Regions from separate parts of the Mus musculus genome. Here regions 2 and 3 are each linked to region 1. A link is a loop called in an ENCODE intact Hi-C map of the cell type or tissue named here. Cell type or tissue: heart. All regions are shown on one strand.

Region 1 (8,000 bases):
CTCTTCCTGCCTGGTGGTACAGGTGTTCTGCGCTCTGAGTGCACCAGCAAGGGCTCCATCAGCCCTTTTGCAGTGATCAGGACCAGACCAGAACCCGCACAGGTCTCAGGGAGCCTGCTCAGGGACGTGGCGGGGTCTCAGAGCCCCACTGCAGGTAACGCTCCACACCCCACCGCACCGCACCAACCATCTTTCCACTCCCTGGTCGCCGGGTTGATAATGCCAAACAGCTCATCACAGGTGACAGCCTTCGGGTCCAGGTCCACCGCCACGGGCTTCCTCTTCAGGTTCTGGTAGGTCTTGTTGAGGGATTTGAGGACCTGCGGGTGAGGAGCATCCACTGGCTCAATGTCCTGTATGGGGACGGTCTGCACGGGGCAGCCCTCTGTGCAGCTCTGGACGGTTTTCACTCAGAGAGACTGATTTTAAGGACACCTGAGGATATTTTGTGTGTGTGTGTGTGTGTACATGTGTGCACAAATTTCTTTTTAAGACGCCATGCACAGTTTCCCTTGTGACTTGCCATTTTCTTAGACACTGTCCTGCAGCCCAGCTGACTTAGAACTTTCTATGTAGGTCAGGCTGGCCTTGAACTCACAGATCACAGAGATCCACCTGCTTCTGCCTCCTGAGCGCCAGAATTAAGGTGTGCACCACCACACCCAGTTTCTCTATCCCCTAGTTCTTGTGTTTTAGGGAATGGGTTTCATAAGAGGGTAAGGATCCTGCCTGAGGGCGTTCAGACAGACACTTGGCTGGCTTCCTATTGCTAGCACTGGTGATGTTGGCTGCTACCCCCAGGTGTTCACCATGGCTCCAGGCCTTGCTGGGGAACAGGAGTGTGTGAGTGGCAGGCCTCCGGGAGGCAGGTGATGTGTGCGTGCGTGCGTGCGTGTGTGTGTGTGTGTGTGTGTGTGTGTGTGTTACCGACTAGTGCTGGTGACGTGCCTGCGATTTGCCGCTGCCCGCGTTCCCAATGACGAAGACCGAGTGTCGGACTTGAAGCAGCTCTTCCAGCTGGACGACTTTCAGCACAAAGCTGTCTTCTGCCTGAAGCTTGAGCTCCACGATGCTCTGTTTGATGATCTGGGAGACACAGTAGTGGCAGGGTTAAGAGGGCACGGGAAGGCAACCTTTTCTGTGGCTGAGCTGCCAAGCTGTGCCCCTAATCTCACCCAGAACTCACACGGCCCTGGAACCCCGACTCCAGATCTCTGTGGCCATCAGTTCTGAAGCCTGGGGCTGGCTGGGGAGCAGGAAGCAACTTTCTTCCCCCCTGCCCCCGATTCTTGCAGCACTCAAGGGCAAGTTTCTCAGGATGGATACGGAGGTGTACGTCGGGGAGGGGAGAGAATTACCTTCTCAAAATTCAGGTCTCGCTTCCGGGGCACGTCCAGAGCTGGGAAGAGGTCGCCGATCAGCCCCATGAACACGGGCAGGTCATCAGTCACGATCTTGGGGATGTTGAAGTCTCTCAGGGCCCTCATGAGCACCTGGTCCTCTGCCCGGGTGGGGTCTCCCCTCTTCAAGGAGCCGGCTACCACCAGCACAGACTTGATGGCCCGAAGGCCCCAGTCATAATGGTCCTGCGGGGAGTGGGAACTCGGATGTGAACTTGTCGTCTGACTGTGGTCATCTGGCACTGTCAGGCTCAGAGTTCATCTCGGGGCTAGGGAGGGGCAGAGACATAAGTATGGATCACCACCCCCCGCCCCCCCCCCGCCCCCAGCCGAGGTTGGACCAAGAGCCCTAGGGGCTGGGAGAACACACCACACCTGCTTAGAGAGCAGCTCTTTGCACAGGGTGTAGAGGGTGATGAACTTCCGGGCCAGGAGGCGAGCATCCAGGAAGCCCTCGGCCACAAGCATGATCTCACAAATCAACTCGAAGTCAGGGACCACCATGGCACAGGGCCTGAGAGGTGACCGAGCAGCTGTCTCTCCCGCTTTCACCTCCCTGGCTCCTCATCAGCCAGCCGCCCCTCTTCCCCTGGGCCACGTGTCCCTGCCAGTCAACCTTCAGGGTACATGAAGCCGGGTTCCAGCCTCCCCCATCCATCCACACACCCAGCTCAGGAAGCTCCAGGCCCCACGCCTGCTCCGACTCCTCTGAGACTCCTTAAGCAGAATAGCCAGTGTCTCGGCTGTGGACCGCGCCCCCCTCCCCCACTTGGGGAGCCCCAGGACCTGCCTGCTGTCCTGTTACCCCTACTCCATCTTGGGAGCTGCTAGCCTTGGGGTCTTCCACCTCCTCCACTAACTCCTCAGCCTGGGACACTGCCGGATCCCTCCTCTGTCACCTGAATAGGGCCTTCAAGTTCTCCGGCAGCTCCGTGCGCCCTGCGTAGCCAGGATTCATGGTGATAAAGATGCCCACGGTGGGGACAAGGCTTATTATCTCTCCCAGGAAGTTAAACTTCTTTTTCTTGGCCCGAATTGCATCTTGGACACACTTTACCTAGACAGTTGGTACACACACACACATTAAAATGTAACCATTTGTGTGTGCAAATGTGTGCACATATGTGTGGGTATGAACATATGCGAAATCCAGACAGCAACAGTGTCTTCCTCTATTGCTCTACACTTTTTTGAGACAGGGTCTCTCGTTGAATTCGGAACTCACCAACTGACTGGCTGGTCAGAGCGCCCCAGGGATCCTTCTGTCTCCCCCTCCACGGTGCTGGAATTACACATCTGGCATCTGGCTTTGTGTTTTGAAACAGGCCCTCACTATGTAGTCCTGGCTGGTCTTGAGTTCACAGAGACTCATCTGCCCCTGCCTTCTGAGTTCTGGGATTAAAGACCTGGCAGCATCTGGCTCCCCCCCCCTTAAGGAAAAGATTTATGTGTGTGCTTGTGTCTGTATGCCCGTGTGTTTGGCTGCCTGATGAGGCCACAGAGGCTGCGGAATCCCCTGGAGCTGGGAGCCACCTGGCATGGGTGTCAGGAAGCAAACTCAGGTCCTCAGAAAGAAACTGGTGCCCTTAACCCCAAAGCCATCTCTCCAGTGCCCACATCTGGCTTTTTATTTGGGTTTTAGGAGCTGAGCTCAGGCCGGTGGGTTTGTGTGGTAAGCATTTTATTGGCTGGGTTGTCGGCCCACCCCCAAGCCCCCGCGCCAGTTACAGAGTGTGGTGGCTGTGAATTAGCAGTGGCCTTCACTCTGTCATTGCCCTTGACTTCTGCCCTCCACCGCTGTGATCTTGTTGTTCGTGGTGTTATACAGCCGACCTCAGCTGGGCTTTTGTCTCAGGAGTGTCCTCTGGCCGTGACCCTGGCTAAATTCTGTCAACTCTCTGACAAGAACCCATAAGAGTCCTATTAGTAGCCACTCTGCATCCAAGAGTCTCTGGGGCCATCTCCTGCTTACCAGGACGGAGAAATCTGGTCTCTGCTTGGGATTTTAGAGGAACCAAAGGAAGGTAGCGGCAAACTGTAAGATCACCACTGGGGGGCGCTCCAGGCTCGTGACTGAAATCTCTCAGCCATGGGATTTTTTTTTTCCCCCTAGCCCAAATCTTGCTCGCCTGGACTTGGTAGGTGACTCTGGGTGATGCTGGGTTTTCCGCCCAGTCTCTAGCCCACAGGGCTCACACCTGGGCAGGACTAGAGGGCAAGAATTTGGGAGCATCTCCTGCTGCTAGGACCTTCCTAGCATTTTGGTCCCTGTTCTTTTGTGTCCACAAATATTCAGATCATCAAACAGGTGCCGTGGAACATCCTAGGGTTCGTCCCATGACTTGGGAGTGAATACTGAGTCAGAGAGTCAGAGGTGTGTGACTGACCCTGGGAGGATAGGGTGGAGGCGTGGCTATCACCTTGGCAAACTCAGTTGGCCCTTCTCAGATTGGGGAGTGGGAGGGGGGCTGATGAGAGCTCTAGAGGTGAGGTTTCCCCAGCCTGTGGGTCCTCTCACCCCTGTATCTCCTCACCACCTGGGTGTTCAGGAGCCCTGCCCTCACCCCCACCCCTACTGGTTTTTCCTACTGAAATTCTAGCAAGAGTAGCAGCTGTTTCTGCTACAATGTTGCTTCCGCTACAATGTACTGACTTAGCTCTGGGTGAACAGGTCGGTAAGGGACAGCAGATTGAGAACTGGTCACCTCAACCTTTCTTAGACTCTCTTTGGTGGTCACTTCTATGCTAGGAACATCACTGCGCACTAGTGCTTAGGTGTGTGTACCCAGCACCCTTCCTGTGTAGCCTTGGAACTCTTGCTAACACTCCCCTGACCCGTACCATCTTCCTTTCCCCATTATCCATCATTCCTTTTTTTTACTGTCTGGGTTTGGGGCAAGCGGCTAGGCCTGGTTCGTGAGGACCTCCAAAGTCGGGCCTTGGCCTAGGGCTCTGCAGGTGGGGTCTCAAGCTGATCTGAGATTGGAGGCCAGCCTTGGAGGACCTCAGAGCCCGTTGTCTATCCAGTCTGTCGGGCACCAGGACTGCTGGGGCTCCTGTTTGAAACACAGAGCCCTGCGGGTGAGTTTAAAAGCTTGGGGTGTTGACATGGCCCCCACCCTGTACCCCCTTTGCCTTGGATTCCCCATTGCTGTTCTGTGCCGGGTTAGGGAATTCCCTGGACACACAACCACTCCTTCCCCATCCGCTCTGGCTGGTTAGTTTATACTGAGATACTGCCGTGTTCTTCAAAGCCCAGAGTGCTTCATTCTCTTCTGTCAAGTTCACCTGACTGGCCTGAGGCCACCTCTGCACAGAGCTCCAGCTTGGGGAAGGGTTTCTCCCTACATGGATTATCTAGTGAACGCCAACCGATGCATGGAGATATTGTAACTTAGTTCTTGAAGCCCACAGCTGAGTTCCAGCCGGTTGCAGGCAGCCAACTGTTCAAACCATGTTCAGATAAGGCAGAGCAGCTGTGATCAATCCAGCTGTCTGTATTCTGCACTTCCTTTCCTTGAGACTATAAATACAGCCTGCTGGGGGGTGGGTGGGGGTGGGTGTGGGTGTGGGGGTGTGGGGGTGTGGGTGTGTGGGTGTGGGTGTGGGTGTGTGTGTGTGTGGGTGGCAGGCAGAGGGAGGGTCGTTGGACATTCTGTACCATTTTGGTCTAGTTTGCTGCCAAACAGTACAATCTCAAAGCCAACTAAGGGTTATCAAATATTCTCTCTCTCCCCTTCTCTGTCTTACAAAACAAAGTCTTAATCTATAGTCCTGACTAACCTAGAGGTTGTTCTATAGACCAGGCTGGCCTTGAACTTGTGGCAATCCTCCTGGGTTCATATCACAAAGTGGCAGGAGTTATAGGCATGAGCTACCACACCCAAAGTAGCTCTCTACGTTAGCATCCCCAGGCCGAATCAGTTATACCTCCCTGTATGGGACCCTTACTGTCCCCTCTGTGTGTAAGGGCCCCTGGGAGCCAGGGCAGGGCATCTGAGGCCTCACTGTGTCACCTCCCTGCCCAGTGCTTGGCTGTTGGGGTGGTCAGACAGGAGGGTCTCTGGTGACTGAGATGCCAGGAAAACTGGGCACAACTCCGGGTCCCCCACTGACCCAGAGACTAAGCAGAAGGGCCCTACCTGTACAGCAATCACAGACAAGACCTCCACCGAGATCCGGTTAAACTCATCAAAGCAACCCCAGGCTCCCGTCTGTGCCAGGCCCTTGTAGATGTTTCCACAGGACTACAAAGGGAAAGTCAGATCAGAGAGAGGGAGTGGCCCCCAGAGGCCTGCAGGAAGCAGGTGTCTGGAGACAGCGCCCTTGTACACCTGACCCGCAGGGTCCCAGCGTTTTTTCTAAGCGAACATCAAGTTAAGAAATCCCCCAATCCCTACCCCTGTCTTCTCATTTTATGCACATGGAGGAAGGGATCCTCTGAGGTGGGCTGGGGCTCCAGGAAGATCTTTTCGTGTGACTATGCCATTTTGTCCCCTGCAGGGTCAGCAACACACCCATGGAGTTCACACAGAAGTCCTTCTAGGATCAATAGACTTCACTTTTCTAGGGCCCCTGAGGGGGACACGCTGGTATGACCTTCAGTCAGCAGGGGTCTTGGCCACTGTCCTCAGTCTCAGGATGGGACCACTAGGCTGTGGGGCTCGTCCAACGGGAGGGCGCCCCAACTCCTCCCTTTTATGCTGGGACTGTTACTGTCAGAGTCCCTCCCCTCCTGTTTAGTCCTCTGAGAAGACATGACCCTGCAGCTGATGGACCTGTCCTTGTCCCCTTCAGAGTTCACCCGGTGGCCACTACTTTCACCCTAACCCCACACTGAACGCCAATCAGGTACTCCTACCTGTGTGTGTGTCTCTATTCATAGGGGACAGTCATGGAACTGCCGGGACCTCTACCTCCACAAGTGCTAGTGGGTACTCTGGGTGTACATGCTCTTGGGTGGGGACCCGCAGCCCTGGCCACATACCTTGTAGTCCATCTGCTCTGAGCAGTTGAAGACATACACCATGGTGCCCAGGGCTCTGCCCAGGTCCTTGGTTGTCTCCGTCTTGCCCGTGCCAGCAGGGCCTGCAGGGGCTCCGCCCATGATCAGGTGGAGGGACTGCGTGAGCGTGATGTAGCACCTACAGAGGACCTTGATTGACCTGGGGCACTGTGACCCTGTGACCCACACCCCACTGTGCTCTGCTCGGCTTACTGTGGGGCCGCTGTACTCACTTGGGCCCAGAGACCAAAGTCAGAGCTGGTGTGTATGTGTGCATGTGTGTGTGTGGGTGGGGGGGGGTGGTCACTGTGCTGAGGGACAGGGGTGGGTGCAAGACATGGCCCTCCTGTGGGTTTGGGGGACGGACTCTGGGGACTCGTCAGACACATGCTGAGGGTGTCTTGGGCAGCCTCTGGGCTGAGTGGTTTTATTATCTTGTAATTGATTCAGTCCCTGCACACTCATGAGGGCTCCTGTAGCTCTCTCCCTGTTCTGCAGACCTCAGGGAGGTGAAGCCACTCCTTGGGGACACAGCCAGTGAAGGACCAAGAGCTCAGCCTAAAGCAGGGCTCCTGCCTGGCCCCCAAGACCTGAAGTCTGCATGTAGATCTGTGACCTGGCCCCAAGTTATTTCTGATTGGTAAATAAAGATGCCAACAGCCAATAGCTGGGTAGAAGAGACATAGGTGGGGTTTAGGTTTTCCAGGTTTGGGGGTCAGAGTAGATGAATAGGAGGAGGAGGAGGGAGGGAGAGGGAGGGGGAGGGAGGAGGAGGAAGAGGAGGAGGAGGCGGCAGCGGCTGAGGCCACTATGGGTTAGGTGAACCATAAAAAAGGTGGCCCTGAGGGCTGACCAATTGGAGTTAAGAACAGCCCAGATGAAACATTACTATGTAACAACTCAGGGTTATCCATAGGAAAGTAGATTCTAACAGCATAGAGGGTAGGTATCTGCCCAGCTCTTGTGCTGTTTAAGGCTTATTGTAAATATAAAGGTCGGTCATATGTGTCTTTTATCCGGGAACTAAATGGTCAAAAGCAGGGTAGAAACTCCAGGTCAGGATTACAAACTTCTACAACACAGGACCTCCCCACCAAATGAACGTGGGCTTTTCTAGCTGCAGAGCCAGGGTGGGGGGTGGAGTGGGAGGGGGGTCTGTGGGGGAGGGGGTAGGGCATCGGGCTGTAGGTGGTCCCCACCTATCTGTGAGTGGGGTGATGACCAGCCGAGGTGTGTTGCCCAGGTACTCGTAGGAGTATTTGATCTGAGCGTCACAGATGTTGGCGAAGCAGTGCTTCTTTTCCTCGTCCCAGCGGTGTCGAAGCTGCGACTGCCAGGTGAAGGCCTGCGAACTCTCCACCTGCAGCAGAAACCCAGGGGTCTTGGCTCCAGGCCGGTCCCGGGGGCTCTCCCCTCAGTCGGGTACATGACTCTTTCAATACCCCTGGCCGCAGCCTGCTACAGATAGGGGCTTCCAGGGTTGGGGGCTGGCCCAGGCAGCAAACAACTTGTTGAGTTCAATCTTCAGAACCCATGTGGTGTGACAGTCATCCAGTGACAGCAGGTGCTTGCAATTCCAGGGCTGAGGAAGTGAA
Region 2 (8,000 bases), 300 kb after region 1:
CTGGAAAGGCAGGTGTCACTACATCACCACCACCACCTGGAGAGGCAGGTGACTCTGCCTAAAGGGTGGGAACTTAGGAGCTGTCTTGTTTGAGGACCCATCTTGTAGAAGTGGAGCCTGATTGGTGGAGGGGACCTTGAAGCCCAGTCCCAGCCTGGCCATCCTCTAACTAGAGGAAGGTCTCCTCGATAGCCCCAGCAAACAGCACGTTTCTGTCACTGTCCCATGTAAGCTGTTGGGATCTTCTTCCTTCTCTTCATCTTTCTTGTCTTCCTCTTCTTCCTAGTGCCTCTTCAGTCTCCCTGCTTTGGCCCCTTAGACTCTTGGATGATGCTATGATCAAAACCCTCCCCCAGACCCACCCAGATAGCTCTAAATTAATTAAATCTAGGAGACAAGCTGCAAGCGTTGATTCCCTCCTTCAACCACATGCATTCTGAGGCTCCAATTTGGATTGTCAAGCTTGGCAGCAAGTGCCTTTACCTGTTGACCATACCAGGCCTTACTGTCAACTAATTTCTTCCTTTCTCTCTTTCTCTCTTTCTTTCTTTCTTTCTTTCTTTCTTTCTTTCTTTCTTTCTTTCTTTCTTTCTTTCTTTCTTTCTTCCTTCCTTCCTTCCTTCCTTCCTTCTCTCTCTCTCTCTCTCTCTCTCTCTCTCTCTCTCTCTTTCTTTCTTTTCATACATCAGATAGGAACAAAAGGAATAATTCTTTAATGGTTTACACGTTTTATCTTTTTTTCTTTTTTAAAAGATTTACTTATTTATATTACAAATGTGAGTGCACTCTAGCCATTTTCAGACACACAACAGCACAACAGAAGAGGGCACCAAAAACTACTACAGAAAGCTTTGATCCTTAATGCAGCTGCAGGAACTGAACCTGGTACGGGGGTCAGCACTTTTGTTGTTGTTGGTTTTTTTTTTGTTTTGTTTTGTTTTTTGTTTTTCGAGACAGGGTTTCTCTGTATAGCCCTGGCTGTCCTGGAACTCACTCTGTAGACCAGGCTGGCCTCGAACTCAGAAATTCGTTGCCTCTGCCTCCCAAGTGCTGGGATTAAAGGCGTGTGCCACCACCTCCCGGCTAGGGGGAGGGTCAGCACTCTTAACCACTGCTTACTGTCACTTTCTAAGCTGCCCAAGTAGCAGCTACTGGATGCCTCCCACAAAGATTGTCACAGAAGTGGTCAAGCACCTCTGCAAACACAAACTAGGTTCTGTCAAGTCTCCTGGGGCGCCATAGGAGCCCAGGGAAGATGGCAGCCTTCAGAATCCTGTCGTTATTCACAGTTAGCATACGGATGGGGATACAGCCCTGATGGAGAATGTGCTGCAGGTCCATCCTCTCTGATATTATAGCACGTGGGATGGTCCCCTGGAACAGGGCTCTACTCCCTTAGCATCAGCACCTACTGCATCAGGATCCAGGGCGCCAGCATCCAAGGGCTGTCAGCTAGCTTTGATCAGGAATGCCTATGATTTGAACGGTGCCCCCTTCATACACCAATGATACTACTCGGTCCTAACTCCCCGGGGACTTGTGAGTGTGGCTTCTGGACCCAGAGTCTTTACAGTTGTGACAAGATAAGGAAGAGTCTTGAGAGGAGATCACTTGTATTTTGGGAGGCCCCGGGCCTGACTGGTTTCCCTGCAGGAGAAAGGAGCACGGTCAGTGACACAGACAGGCAGAGACACAGCAGGTGCCATCAGAGCATAGCACCAGGGAGAGGCATGTCCACATACCAAGAGTGTCAGGAGACTCTGGAAGCACTTTCCCTCAGAGGCTGTTGATGGAACTGACCCCAGGAAAGTTGGCTCTCAGGCTTCTGGTCTCTGGAGCCATGGGGGGAAAAAGTATCCCTGTCATTTTTATGACCTACTTTATGGTCTTTGTTTTCCTAAGTGTTGGGGTCAAATTCACACCTGAATTCCCATTCCTCCAAGTCAGCTGGAGATACAGGTGGAGTAGGGGTGGCAAGCAGGTTGCCAGCTGTCACTGCACAGATGGAGCAGTGGGCAAGGTCTTCCCTCTTTCCCTCACCTGGACAGCTCGAGGATGCTCTAGGATCTTGGGACTGTGCCCTCTGGACTTTTCCAGCCCCCAGCCTGCACCTTGTCATGTTTGGTTTTACCCAGACCACCTTTGGACACTTCCCTCTTCTTGTCTTGGCGAGCACGCCCTGAGGTAGTCCTTGGCAGAACTGGGGCCATGTTCCTGCAGTTGAAACCAATGCTCTCCCTGTTTCAGGAATATTGTTCTTGGCATGCCAGCTGTGTATGCCACTGTCTGGTCCCTGTCAGGCTCCACGTGACGTCTGTCCACTACCCCACTTCCCAGGCTCCTCCGTGTCAGGTCATTCATCAGGTCCTCCTGACACCAGCTAGCCCCCCTATGATCCAACTACAGAGCCCACATAAAAAGCCTCCATCAGATGCCAGTCTCACATGGCGGGGACTCTGAATACACAGAGCTTCCCAAGGCCCCTTCCTCAAATGTAGGAACTGTCTGTCTACAATGCTTTCTTAGAAGTCAGGAAAGGATGTTAGTTACTATGGCTACTGGCATAAAGGAGACTGTGAAGGGTTACAGATAAACAGCCAGTGGGACAAGGACATGGGGAGAAGTCAGGAAGACTCCAGAGGACAGAGCTTCTGGCCTGTGCAGTTCGGAGTGTGCAGCCCTCGGGCACCAGGATGTGCTCCTGGGCCTGGAGGGCCTGTGAGCACTTTGGGTCTGTCCCGTGGGGACAACTGACTCATCTTGGTCTCTGGCTATACTGACTCATCCTGGAAGTCAGGGTCCAGCGGGGGTTCCCGCTCTCTGCCAGTAACCACAGCCCCATTCCAAAGCTACCTGGGGGCTACTGAGCCCCCCTCATTTGTATAGGCTCAGGAAAAGTCCAAAGGGCCTCAATATGAAAAACTAAATAGGCTCCTCCCATCCCTTCCACGCAGGGCATTCTGAAGGCCTTGAGAGGCTTCATGGAGAAAGATTTAACTGTGCCAGCCTTGTACCAGCTGAACCCCTGTAGACAGGTGTAGCCCTCCCTCAGGACTCCAGCTCTGTCCAGGGCAGCCCTGGGAAGGATTTTCCAGAGTGGCTGGAGGAGGTCGGGTATGATAAGAGAGAGGCTTCAGTGAAGACACAGGGCTTCCCCTGTGGTCAACTTGCTCAGTTCTGCTCTGGCGCCCTCCAGTGGCTTCCTTCCAGACCTGCGGTTGACACAGCAAACCTCCCTCCAGAATTCAGAGTTTGGCCTGTCCCTCCGCTTAGAGGAAGGAGCCAGCCAAAGCTGAGGGCATAGTGGTGTGAAGGACAAAGAGATGCAGGGGACTTTAAAAATGTTTATTTTCTTTCACGTGTAGGTATGCATGACTGTACTGGCTGGTTTTTGTGTGTGGACTTGATACAAGCTGGAGTTATCACAGAGAAAGGAGCCGCCATTGAAGAAATGAGATCCAGCTGTAAGGCATTTTCTCAATTAGTGATCAAGTGGGGAGGGCTTAGCCCATTGTGGGTGGTGCCATCTCTGGGCTGGTAGTCCTGAGTTCTATAAGAAAGCAGGCTGAGCAAGCCAGGGAAAGCAATCCAGAAAGCAGCGTCCCTCCGTGGCCTCTGTATCAGCTCCTGCCTCCAAGTTCCTGCCCTGTGTGAGTTCCAGTCCTGACTTCCTTTGGTGATGAACTGTGATGTGGAAGTGTAAGCTGAATAAACCCTTTTCTCCCCAACTTGCTTGTAGGTCATGGTATTTGTGCAGCAATAGAAACCCTGATTAAGACAATGACTGTTTGAGTTTCTGTGCACCACATGTGTTCAGAAACCTTTAGAGGCCAGAGGTGTTCAATCCTCCTGGAACTGGAGTTACAGAGTGTTGTGAGCCACCATGTAGCTGCTGGGATTTGAACCAGGATTCTTTAAGAGAGTAAAATGCACTCTTGATCACTGAGCTATCTCTTTAGGGCCAACCTAGAAGACAGGGGTGGGGGAGGGAGAGAGAGAGAGAGAGAGAGAGAGAGAGAGAGATTTCATACCAAGAGGTGCAAGTGCATGTTTAAGAAGGTTACCAGTGTGCCGGACATGGTGGCGCATGCCTTTAATCCCAGCACTTGGGAGGCAGAGGAAGGTGGATTTCTGAGTTCGAGGACAGCCTGGTCTACAAAGTGAGTTCCAGGACAGGCAGGGCTGGCTATACAGAGAAACCCTGTCTCGAAAAAACCAAAAAAAAAAAAAAAAAAAAAAAAAAGAAGAAGAAGAAGAAGAAGGTTACCCAGTGAGCCAGGCAGTGGTGGTGCCTTTAATCCCAGTACATGGGAAGCAGAGGCAGGAGGATCTCTGTGAGTATGAGGCCTGCCTAGTCTACAGAGTGAGTTCTGGCTATACAGAGAGACCTAAAGTGGGCATTTCTGGTTACTTTGAAGACTCAAGGTATAATGATGTTTTGGTGAGGCAGACAGGTGAAAGAATGTATGATGTTTAATATATATATATATATATATATACATATATATATATATATATATATATATATATATATATTATGACCCCACAGACAGTGGGACATTGGTTCACTTTGCTCTGCCTTGTTAGTCTTCTCTGATGACACACATGTATTGGCTCGCCTTACATTGCATGGCTGAGCTTCAATTGTAACTTTCATAGAGAGAAATTCACTAAAGAGCTTCTTGTGAGGTTCCTGCAGCTTCTTGCTAATTCCTCAGACTTGGGCTTTCTTTTGGGTGGAACTGCCCTTGCTGATTCGTGTGTGGTGTCTGCTGAGTGGACTGCAGCTGCTGATTCGTGTGAGGTGTTTGCTCATGGGCTGGGCTGGAAACAATTAAAACTGGAATTGCCCCAAAGAACTATTTCTAAACAGGTCCACTTCCACCGTGTCCTAATAAAGTTTTTTCCCACTACCTCTGGTGGGTGGCAGGCTAGAGGAGAGGTTGAACCCTTATTAAAATAGGCATGAAAAATATATGCCTACAGAAACCAAGCCTCAAAAATCTAAAGGACAAGGAGGAAGAGGAGAAGGAAGAGGAGGAGGGAGAAGAAGAGGAGGAAGAGGTCCCATTGAAACCTCTTCCTCAGGGAAGTCAGCACAGGTCCACCCCAGGCCGTCAAATGGCAAAGAAAAGGGATCTTCCATCCCTGTATTGCAGGGGCTCTGCCTGGGGAAGGAAGGGTGACGTGGGAGGGAACTGAGGTCACCTGTGCATGTGCAGGACAGAAGGGTCCCAGAGGTTACTTGTTTCCATTTTTGTCTTTTAAGATTTTTTTTATTACGCATTTTCCTCAATTATATTTCCAATGCTATCCCAAAAGTCCCCCATACCCTCCCTGCCACTTCCCTACCCACCCATTCCCTTTTTTTTTTTTTTTTTTTTTCCCCCTGGTGTTCCCCTGTACTGGGGCATATAAAGTTTGTGTGTCCAATGGGCCTCTCTTTCCAGTGATGGCCGACTAGGCCGTCTTTTGATACATATGCAGCTAGAGTCAAGAGCTCCAGGGTACTGGTTAGTTCATATTGTTGTTCCACCTATAGGGTTTCAGATCCCTTTAGCTCCTTGGGTACTTTCTCTAGCTCCTCGATTGGGGGCCCTGTGATCCATCCATTAGCTGACTGTGAGCATCCACTTCTGTGATTGCTAGGCCCCGGCATAGTCTCACAAGAGACAGGTATATCTGGGTCCTTTCAGCAAAATCTTGCTAGTGCATGCAATGGTGTCAGCGTTTGGAAGCTGATTATGGGGTGGATCCCTGGATATGGCAGTCTCTAGATGGTCCATCCTTTCGTCACAGCTCCAAATTTTGTCTCTGTAACTCCTTCCATGGGTGTTTTGTTCCCAATTCTAAGAAGGGGCACAGTGTCCACACTTTGGTCTTCATTCTTCTTGAGTTTCATGCGTTTAGTAAATTGTATCTTATATCTTGGGTATCCTAGGTTTTGGGCTAATATCCACTTATCAGTGAGTACATATTATGTGAGTTCCTTTGTGATTGTGTTACCTCACTCAGGATGATGCCCTCCAGGTCCATCCATTTGCCTAGGAATTTCATAAATTCATTCTTTTTAATAGCTGAGTAGTACTCCATTGTGTAAATGTACCACATTTTCTGTATCCATTCCTCTGTTGAGGGACATCTGGGTTCTTTCCAGCTTCTGACTATTATAAATAAGGCTGCTATGAACATAGTGGAGCATGTGTCCTTCTTACCGGTTGGGACATCTGGATATATGCCCAGGAGAGGTATTGCGGGATCCTCCGGTAGTACTATGTCCAATTTTCTAAGGAACTGCCAGACTGATTTCCAGAGTGGTTGTACAAGCTTGCAATCCCACCAACAATGGAGGTGTTCCTCTTTCTCCACATCCTCGCCAGCATCTGCTGTCACCTGAATTTTTGATCTTAGCCATTCTGACTGGTGTGAGTTAGAATCTTAGGGTTGTTTTGATTTGCATTTCCCTGATGATTAAGGATGTTGAACATTTTTTCAGGTGCTTCTCTGCCATTCGGTATTCCTCAGGTGAGAATTCTTTGTTCAGTTCTGAGCCCCATTTTTTAATGGGGTTATTTGATTTTCTGGAGTCCACCTTCTTGAGTTCTTTATTGGATATTAGTCCCCTATCTGAATTAGGATAGGTAAAGATCCTTTCCCAATCTGTTGGTGGTCTTTTTGTCTTATTGACAGTGTCTTTTGCCTTGCAGAAACTTTGCAGTTTCATGAGGTCCCATTTGTCAATTCTCGATCTTACAGCGCAAGCCATTGCTGTTCTATTCAGGAAGTTTTTCCCCTGTGCCCATATCTTCAAGGTTTTTCCCCACTTTCTCCTCTATAAGTTTCAGTGTCTCTGGTTTTATGTGAAGTTCCTTGATCCACTTAGATTTGACCTTAGTACAAGGAGATAGGAATGGATCGATTCGCATTCTTCTACATGATAACAACCAGTTGTGCCAGCACCATTTGTTGAAAATGCTGTCTTTCTTCCACTGGATGGTTTTAGCTCCCTTGTCGAAGATCAAGTGACCATAGGTGTTGGGTTCATTTCTGGGTCTTCAATTCTATTCCATTGGTCTACTTGTCTGTCACTATACCAGTACCATGCAGTTTTTATCACAATTGCTCTGTAGTAAAGCTTTAGGTCCGGCATGGTGATTCCACCAGAGGTTCTTTTATCCTTGAGAAGAGTTTTTGCTATCCTAGGTTTTTTGTTATTCCTGATGAATTTGCAGATTGCTCTTTCTAATTCGTTGAAGAATTGAGTTGGAATTTTGATGGGGATTGCATTGAATCTGTAGATTGCTTTTGGCAAGATAGCCATTTTTACAATGTTGATCCTGCCAATCCATGAGCATGGGAGATCTTTCCATCTTCTGAGATCTTCTTTAATTTCTTTCTTCAGAGACTTGAAGTTCATATCATACAGATCTTTTACTTCCTTAGTTAAAGTCATGCCAAGATATTTTATATTATTTGTGACTATCGAGAAGGGTGTTGTTTCCCTAATTTCTTTCTCAGCCTGTTTATTCTTTGTTTAGAGAAAGGCCATTGACTTGTTTGAGTTAATTTTATATCCAGCTACTTCACCGAAGCTGTTTATCAGGTTTAGGAGTTCTCTGGTGGAATTTTTAGGGTCACTTATATATACTATCATATCATCTGCAAAAAGTGATATTTGGACTTCATCTTTTCCAATTTGTATCCCCTTGATCTCCTTTTGTTGTCGAATTGCTCTGGCTAGGACTTCAAGTACTATGTTGAAGAGGTAGGGAGAAAGTGGGCAGCCTTGTCTAGTCCCTGATTTTAGTGGGATTGCTTCCAGCTTCTCACCATTTACTTTGATGTTGACTACTGATTTGATGTAGATTGCTTTTATCATGTTTAGGTATGGGCCTTGAATTCCTGATCTTTCCAAGACTTTTATCATGAATGGGTGTTGGAACTTGTCAAATGCTTTCTCAGCATCTAACGAGATGATCATGTGGTTTTTGTCTTTGAGT
Region 3 (8,000 bases), 180 kb after region 1:
GATATATTCTGTCAGCGTCCATGGGTCCTGGTCACCTATAGACTGTCCTCAGGACTCACTTTCTAGAATAGGGCCATCTATTCTAACCACTCTAGGTTTCTGACTGTCTCTTAACAGAAGCAAATGAAGGGAGGTCACACGACCCACGCTGTGACCGCTGTGTCCACCAACTGCAAATCCCTCTCTGTAAGCTGTGTGCTCCCACTTTAGGAAAAGGCCCTTTTGTTCACATTCCAAGTCTGCCCTATAAACCATGGCCACAGTCAGGACTGCCAACACTAGTGCTGGAGGGCTTCGTCATTGCCCTTGGCCTGGCCAGCGGACACTCTCTTAACTCCGCTGGCTTGTGGTCCCCATGTTTTCCTGCTCTTGGTTGTGCCACAGCAGGGGTCAGGTTAGAACAACTGTTTGAGTCTTTAAACCTAGAGTGCAGTGGCCACATCTCACAGCACCCCAGCACCCCTCCCCCACAACCTCTTGATGAGCCAGTCTCTGGAAGTGCCACCCTGCCGCAGACCGCACCTTTTTTCCCATAAGCCTTATCAGATGAGTCCTGAAGCAACGCCTGGACCACATCGGGTTCCTGATCTCTGTTCCAGGTAACGAGAGGTGCTTGTCCCAGCCCTGAAATCACAGGACATGGTAGAACCAAACACTGAAGAAACCACCACGCATCCTGGTCTTGGCATTGCGGAACCTGGTGCCAGCAGACACTCACTCTCTGGTGATAATCTTACCCAAGTCCATTCATGAGAAAAGAAAATGACAAAAAGCCAGAACAGAGATGCCTCACGCCCCACCCCCAAGCCTCAGTCTAACACAAGAGCATGATGCAGCTGGGGCCTTTTGTTCTCCCTGGCTTCCCTGCCATGCTCCACTGAGATGAGCAGAAGCACAGGCCCAGAATGCAGGCTGCATAGAACAGACTAGAGCTCTGCCTGCCTCCCTCCTTGCTTCCCGAGCTCTGGGATGACACACTTTTTCTCTAAAATGATCGATTGTCTTAGGTATTTGCTAGCAACTGATGGAAACCTGTGGCCAGTGCTCCTAGAGCTGGTACACTGCACACACGGGATGCTGCTGGAGGAACAGTACGTTGCCACCTCTGCAGCTATCAGTAGGATCCTTACCCAAGCAGTCACTAGGAAGATGGCCATTCACACTCAACGCAGGGACTGGGGTGACACTGGGCCTTGGGCTCCTCTGGTCTCCTGGGTGCTTGCTCTCTTCATCCTGCTGTGGCTCGGGCTTTCTTTTCCTTCTTTTCTTCTTCTTCTTCTTCTGCAACTCTGTCCTGGCCTCAGGCTCACTGTGGTCTACAGGGGAGCAGCTGTGGGGAGCCAGAGGAGGGAGCAGATTAGACCTTGAGAAACACTGTAGGCAAGAGCACCACCTTCAGTGGCAGCCCCAACCCAAGAGTGTGTGAGATTGCTCAGCTAATAAAGGCACTTGGCACCAAGCCTGCCGACCTCAGGTTATCCACTTCTATGGTATACAAACATGCTCACATGTGCGCATGTGTGCACGTGCAAACACGCAAACACACACACACACACACAAATATAACTCTTATAAAGGTTGTTGAGATGGCTCAGTGGGTAAATGTGTTTGCGATCAAGGCAGACAACTTGAATCTGATCCCCAGAACCTACATGGTGGAAGAAGAAAACTAACATCTACAAATTGTCTTCTGATCTGCACATGCATGACAGCAATAAATGAAACAAAAGAACAAAAAGTGGTAACTATTTAGAATAAAACCACAGTGGGGCTGGAGACGTGGCTCAATGGCTCAATGGTGAAGAGCACTGGCTGCTCTTCGGGGGACTCAGGTTCAGTCTCCAGCACTGACATGGCTGCACACCACTACCTGTGCCTTCAGTTCCAGAGGATCTGACACCCTCACACCAGTGTACAGAAGACAGACAACCAACCAGCGCTCTACCCTAGCATCCCCGGGAGAACTGCCTACATTGCCGTGTGCTGGTGACTGGCTCCACACCGACTGGCTGTGCTGTATGAGGGTTGTTGTCCAGAGTGACACACTTACACATGATGTTAGAGACATCATGTGGTCCTCTTGCTCTATCCAGAGCTGGTACACTGCACACACGGAATGCTGCTGCAACCTTGTTAATCCACACCACTTGGGAAGGCCTCGAGTACATCCCAGCCACGCCCTTACCTGTGCTGAATTAGGTCCTGCGACGGGGTGGCTTCCTGGCTGAGTCCTTCCGATCTTTTCCTCTTCCTCCTTTTCCTGCTGCTCACATGGTAACTGTCCAGAATGTGACTCACTTGATGGCCATTTACCTGGGGCTGCGTACCCTCTTCCTTCTGGCTCCCGGAACTCCAAGACTGGTCCTGAAATTGGCCTTCCTGCTTGGGAGCTGTGGCACCCTCACCCTCCGAGCACCTCTTCTTTCTCTTCCTGCGTGCTGCTGCAGGTGCTCCCCTGAGGCACTGTGGGAGGAGCGTGTCGATGCCCAGTCTCTGGGGATCTCCATTAGGGGTCTTTTTCCTCTTTTTGGAGGGGCTGTGTAGGGCCTCGCTGGCCTCTGGCAGTTGGTGTAAGTGGGACGTGAAGTGTCCATTGACCTGAGGCAGGGGTGTCCAGGCAGAGGGGCGGCAGCTCTGTGGCTCTGATGTCCCTAAGGGCTTGGCACTACTACTGGACAGAGATGCAGAGTGGGGGTGGGTGGACGGTCGGGGGGCAGGTGCAGCAGTCCTGTAGACGGTGGACAGAGAGAGTCACTCAGGAGATCTGCCCACGTGCCACCTCTCTCCTGACCCCACCCAGCCGCCTTCACACCTAAGAGTTTGGTGCAGATGTGGGGTTTGAGACAAGGTTTGTGCAGCCCTGGCTGTCTTTGAACTAGCTCCGTAAACCAGGCTGGCCTCGAACTCACAGAGACATCAGCCTGCCTCTGCCTCCAGAGTGCTGGGATGAAAGGTGAATTCCAGTATGCCAGACATACTCTCGAATTTTAAAAGGTTACTTTGTCTCTCTAATTCTTAGACAGACACACACACATACACACACTCCATGCTTTTTTAAGCCAGGCTAAGGAAATAAATCTACCTAAAATCAAAGTTAATAAAAGCAATACATCCCAGTTTCTTGTTACAAAGCATTTTTTTTAAAGTGGTGCTGAAAATGAAACCAAACACCTCGGCCATGCCAAGTAAGCACTGTCACGGGGCACCTCAAGCACGCTAAGGACTCATGGCCTTTACTACTAAATGAGCTGAAGTCTGACCCACAGGACAGCTTATCTTACAACAGACAAACACTATAAAACACGTGTCTAACGCAAACCAAGCTCAGTCAGCATAAGAATGCGCATGGTGGCACGTGGCAGCACACGCTTCCAATCCCAGAGCCAGGAATAGGTGTGAGGAGCAGAAGGTCAAGGTTATCCTCCAACACATGGGCCACAGTGAGCCAGACGGGGGCACCCGACAGGAGCATCAAGCTCAGCACCTGGAGGAAGAACCTGGCGGATCTCTGGGAGTTCCTGGCCAGCCAGGGTGGTAGAGCTGAGACCCTGTCCCAAAACCTACACCAAACCAAAAGCCCTCCTTCAAAACACGGAGACAGTAACAACAACTGAAAAGCAAAACGAAGAGACTAAACCCTAACGTTTCAGATTGCCACCTCAAATGTGTTAAGAGGGGAAATGTCACTGAGAAAAAACAACCAACCAAAACAAACCCAGCAGCATCCTGTGAGATTTATCTTTTACTCTCCAGAAGCTGTAGATGTTCCTTTGGGGACTGAACACCCCAAGAACAGCAAAAAGAGCCAAGCATCATACACAGTGATGTTCCTCTGAATTGGGGGTGCAGAGTGGAAACCCAATTTCACAAAGGCAAATGCTGTAAGAGAAGTAGGGCAGGGGCTGAGCACACAGGGCACATCTGGGCCGTCACCTCAGGCTTGCGAACTCCTGGAGCCTGTCCCTGCCATCACGCCAGCCAGAGCAGACTTGAGCGCAGCCTGCACTAGCGTCACTCCAAGTGTCTGCCAGAGCTTAACAACGGTTTACACTGGCAGGGGCAGTGGCGAGCACCTTTAATCCCAGGACTCCAGTGGAGCTCTCTGAGTTTAAGAGGCCAGCCTGGTCTACTCATCCAGTTCTAGGAAAGCCAGGGCTGTTATATAGAAAAAGCCTGTCTCCACCCCTGCCACCCAACACACACAAGACCCTCACAGAGACGCACATTTACACTTGGCCTGGAAAGATGGCTCAGCAGGTAAGAGCAGTTGCTGCTCTTGCTGAAAACCCAGGTTCAGTGTGCAGCAACCATCCAGTGGGCCACATCCTGTCTCTCCAGCTCCCTCTTCTGACCTCTGTGGACACCAGGCACACACGTGGTGCACGGAATACTTGCAGGTAAAATATTCATACATACAGATCTAAATCCTAATGAAAACAGACCTACTGCGCCAAGTGTGGTGGTGCACAGCTTGAACCTCAGCGCTCAGGAGGCAGGCTGATCTATATGGTAAGGCCGTCTCAAACGAATAAAACTTGACAGAAAAAATGAACAACTCCCCCTAATGCTCCAACATTTAGGGACCTTAACACTTAAGGACACCCCACAAATGTTATGCTAGAGACAGGACGCATGCATGTTCATGGTGGGGATAGTGGCAGCCATGAATATCATGTCACAACCTTCTAGGACCGGCTGACTCAGTGGGAAGAGGAGGAACCCACAGCACCACAGAGCCTCACTTGTGCTCTCTCTTAGTTCCTGTGTCCCAGCTGCTGTGGCGCTTGGGCCCCAGGGACCCGGGTGACTGAGTGTCAAGAGTCCTCACATCTTGTCACTCAGCACTCCTAAGGGATGCAGGCACCATGGAGTCCGGCCCCTTACTGGGTCAGATCACCCATGGATGAAATTAAAGGCCCTGGACGATGGTATAGCACTCGAGAACCCAGTCCTCCTTCTCTAGGCCTGGCACGCAGCCAGCAGCCAAGAGATGAGGGATGACGCTGACAGGAAAGATGTCCCTGCAGGGCTCCTATGATCACAGGGCCTGAGGGGTCAAAAGCCAGGACAGTGCAGTGCTCCAGGTTTCAATGTTCCTGGGGTAGACTGGCAGGCAGGCGAGAGGCCAAGACTCTGAAGACCGACAACTCGGCCTCACTGCAGTTCTTTTTCCAGACAGGGATGGACAGGAGAGGCCTCTGTCCTCGGCGACCCAGGGCTCCTCAGCAGCCAGGTGCACAGAAGCACAGGAGGGAAGGAGCCGCACCCAGGGCCTGCCCCCAAGCTCACCTGGTCTTACTGACAGGCCCAGTGGAGGCAACGACGGGGTGGGTGGCTTTCATGGGGGAGGTGAGGTCGCAGAATGCTGAGGGGGAAGGTGAACCGATGTCATTGCCGGTCGCCCTCCGCAGGGTGCTGGCCTGCAGTTATTGACATAAATAAAAACTTGGTGGTCTAAAAAAAGGTGTCCGTGAGTGAAGAGGGAAAATAAAATGGAAAATAAAATAAAATGAGCCCAAAAAGATGAAGGGACAGAAGAAAAAAAAAGGGGTGGGGGTGGGGTTGGTGGAGAGAGGGGACAGCAGAAGAAGAACCAGAGTGTTGTTGGTTAGAAATAAAAAGGAAAAGGACAGGACATTTCAACAAGCATCCCGCCGCAAGCCCACACACTGCTCACGCCCCACAAGCTAGGGGTGGGCGGCTCCTCCTCAGCCTCCCTACCTCCCCACCCCCACCCCCAGCCCGGGCAGCTGTCCGTCTCTGAGTGCCCTGTGGCGGCTCAGCTAGGAGACTCCATCATAGAAAACTGGTTAGTCCTCTCAGACATGACTACCAACAATCTGAGGTACTGAATAACTGGGATCCCCTCAAAGCAATCTTCCCCTTAAACAGTCCTTTCTCAGCTTGCAAACCGCAGGGAATACCAGCAGGCACTCTGGTGCCAGGGTCTGAAGTCCTCTGTGATTCCCTATCCTATCCTCACATCTCCAGCCCCAGGGCGCTTTCAGAGAGGAGACCCCCACACACCCACCTTCTTGGCTGACAGGGCCAGTTTTTTGGCTGGTGGAGGAGACATGAGGCTTGTGGGCTCGGTTGTGGTGCTGCTCAGGGCCGGGGACTTCAACTTCACCATCTTGGCATCTACTCCATTCAACAGCGCTTTGGGATGGCCAGCGGTGGGACAGTTTGTTCCCTGAGAATCACAGGCATGCGCAGCTCTGCTCTCTGCGGTCTGCGGGGCCTTGGCAGGGTCACTGCTGGCAGAGTGCTCGGGGCTGGAGCTGCTTGAATCCCCCTTCTCCAGGTCCACACCACTGCCTTCGCCCTTCAGCCTGTGCCCGTTAGTAATGGCTCTGGCCAGGAGCTTCGGGGAGGTAGAGAAGATGGTGTCTCTGCTTGCCCAGGAGCCGGGCCGCTGGCTCCGGGACTCGCCGGTCCCAGGAGAGCCCTGAGAAGTGGTTGGAGATGTGGTGAGAGACTGCAGTGGGGCTGACTTCTTCACCTTCTTTCCGGGCTCATCCAGAATGGTGGGCATATGAGTGGGCGTGGGCGTGAGTCTTGGGGACGGGGACCCGGCAGGTGTCTTGGCAGGAGCACATCCGTTCTGTAACTTCAGGCCAGGAAGGGAGCCATTTCTGGACACAGGTACGCCAACCTCCTCAGGGGCTGGGAGCTTTCTCATCATTACAGAGTCTTGTCGCTAAAAGGAGCAAGGCAGGAACCCATCAGAGCTCAGAGGAGCACTGTCCAGGGAACATGGCTCCCCCCCCCACCCCCAGGGCAACTTCTGGGAACAAATTGGCTTCTGGCTAATGGTAAAGACTTTTGGTGCTTCAAGACTTGTATAAGGGGCTGGAAGGATGGCTCAGCGGTTAAGAGCACTGACTGCTCTTCCAGAGGTCCTGAGTTCAATTCCCAGCAACCACATGTTGGCTCACAACCATCTGTAATGAGATCTGATACCCTCTTCTGGTGTGTCTGAAGACAGCTGCAGTGTACGCATATACATAAACAAATAAATCTTAAAAAAAAAAAAGACTTGTATAAAAAACAGGCTGCAGTTTATGACTGCCCGGGAGAAAGAGAAGCCCCATCATGCAAACTGCCCTTCACTAGGTCACACACGAGATACCCAGTGTCGTCACCCTGCCACAGCTAAACCCTCCACACAGGAAGGAGGTAGACGCCTTTAAAGCCTTCAGTGTCTCACTGGCAGCTACACAACTTTTGATTGTTTACAGAAGCTTGCATTATTATTCCCCATGCCTTAATTAAAAACAATCAACTAAACAAACAACAAAATGTAAACTTTTTTCTAAGCTTATATATCTGCCAAAAAAAAAAAAAAAGTAAATCAAATGATATAGAAGTCAAAGGAGCAAGTTTTGGAGGCTGGAGAGATGGCTTAGTGGTTAAGAGAACTATGGCTGTTCTTCCTGAGGACTGGAGTTCAATTCCAAGCAAACATGAGTGGCTCACAACCATCTGTAACCCCAGTACCAAAGAACGCAGCACCCTCTTCTGGCCTCTGTGGGCACTGCATGTACATGGTATAGAGACATATATTCGGGTATACACCCATATACATAAAATAAAAATAAATCTTTAAAAACCAAGGCCACATGCAAAGAATCCACTGTCTGTAAACCTTCCGTGATGGCTGCCTCAGTTACCTCAGTCCTTATGGCTCACACAATGACTCACACACAGTCAGTACTTTACATTTTTGTTGTTATTGTTGTTGATGATCAATTTAAAATAAAAAAGATGGCAGTCTTTTCCTAGCAGCTATGTTAACAATTCCGGAAAGTGTATTCCTGGGCTGTGGATGACCTCGTGAACTCCAACTCATGCGGGCAAACTGGACTTCCTCTTTCCTGGCAATGCCCGTGTATTTCCAGACACTGCTATGGTAGAGTCCTGTGTCCAGGCACTCATCAAGTCCTACCCTACCCGGCAATCACCCAGTGTGTTCTGCTTGCTACAAACACGAGCTTCCT

The links. Peaks named below come from ENCODE experiments on the same cell type or tissue, not always from the same donor. Only the 100,000 strongest peaks of a DNase experiment are listed, where the experiment ranks them.
Region 2: it touches region 1 in a loop (5-fold over the local background); 15 of 42 quality-filtered maps call a loop at or near these places.
Region 3: a loop joins it to region 1, with 5 times the contacts of the local background. A loop is called at or near these places in 6 of 42 quality-filtered maps.

What each region holds. Positions count from the first base shown.
Region 1 is chr11:118,080,526-118,088,525 of GRCm38, forward strand. It overlaps Dnah17 (dynein, axonemal, heavy chain 17), which reads right to left. Exons shown (of 81, transcript NM_001167746.1): 35 at 7,605-7,765; 36 at 6,388-6,544; 37 at 5,543-5,647; 38 at 2,300-2,457; 39 at 1,776-1,914; 40 at 1,359-1,586; 41 at 949-1,086; 42 at 188-320. Among named protein-coding and RNA genes, the nearest start is that of Dnah17, 45 kb to the right of the region's middle. In heart, a CTCF peak has its summit at 3,445 (motif pointing right); no DNase peak of the experiment used is centred here; H3K27ac peaks cover 1,338 bases; H3K27me3 peaks cover 1,150 bases.
Region 2 is chr11:118,376,635-118,384,634 of GRCm38, forward strand. No RefSeq gene overlaps it. Among named protein-coding and RNA genes, the nearest start is that of Lgals3bp, 21 kb to the right of the region's middle. In heart, a CTCF peak has its summit at 3,198 (motif pointing left); DNase peaks (open chromatin) are centred at 2,247, 2,837 and 3,187; H3K27ac peaks cover 742 bases.
Region 3 is chr11:118,262,513-118,270,512 of GRCm38, forward strand. It overlaps Usp36 (ubiquitin specific peptidase 36), which reads right to left. Exons shown (of 21, transcript NM_001033528.1): 14 at 6,032-6,700; 15 at 5,290-5,420; 16 at 2,186-2,728; 17 at 1,131-1,330; 18 at 523-624. Among named protein-coding and RNA genes, the nearest start is that of Cyth1, 18 kb to the left of the region's middle. In heart, CTCF peaks have their summits at 4,360 (motif pointing left) and 7,528 (motif pointing left); DNase peaks (open chromatin) are centred at 3,358, 4,075 and 5,044.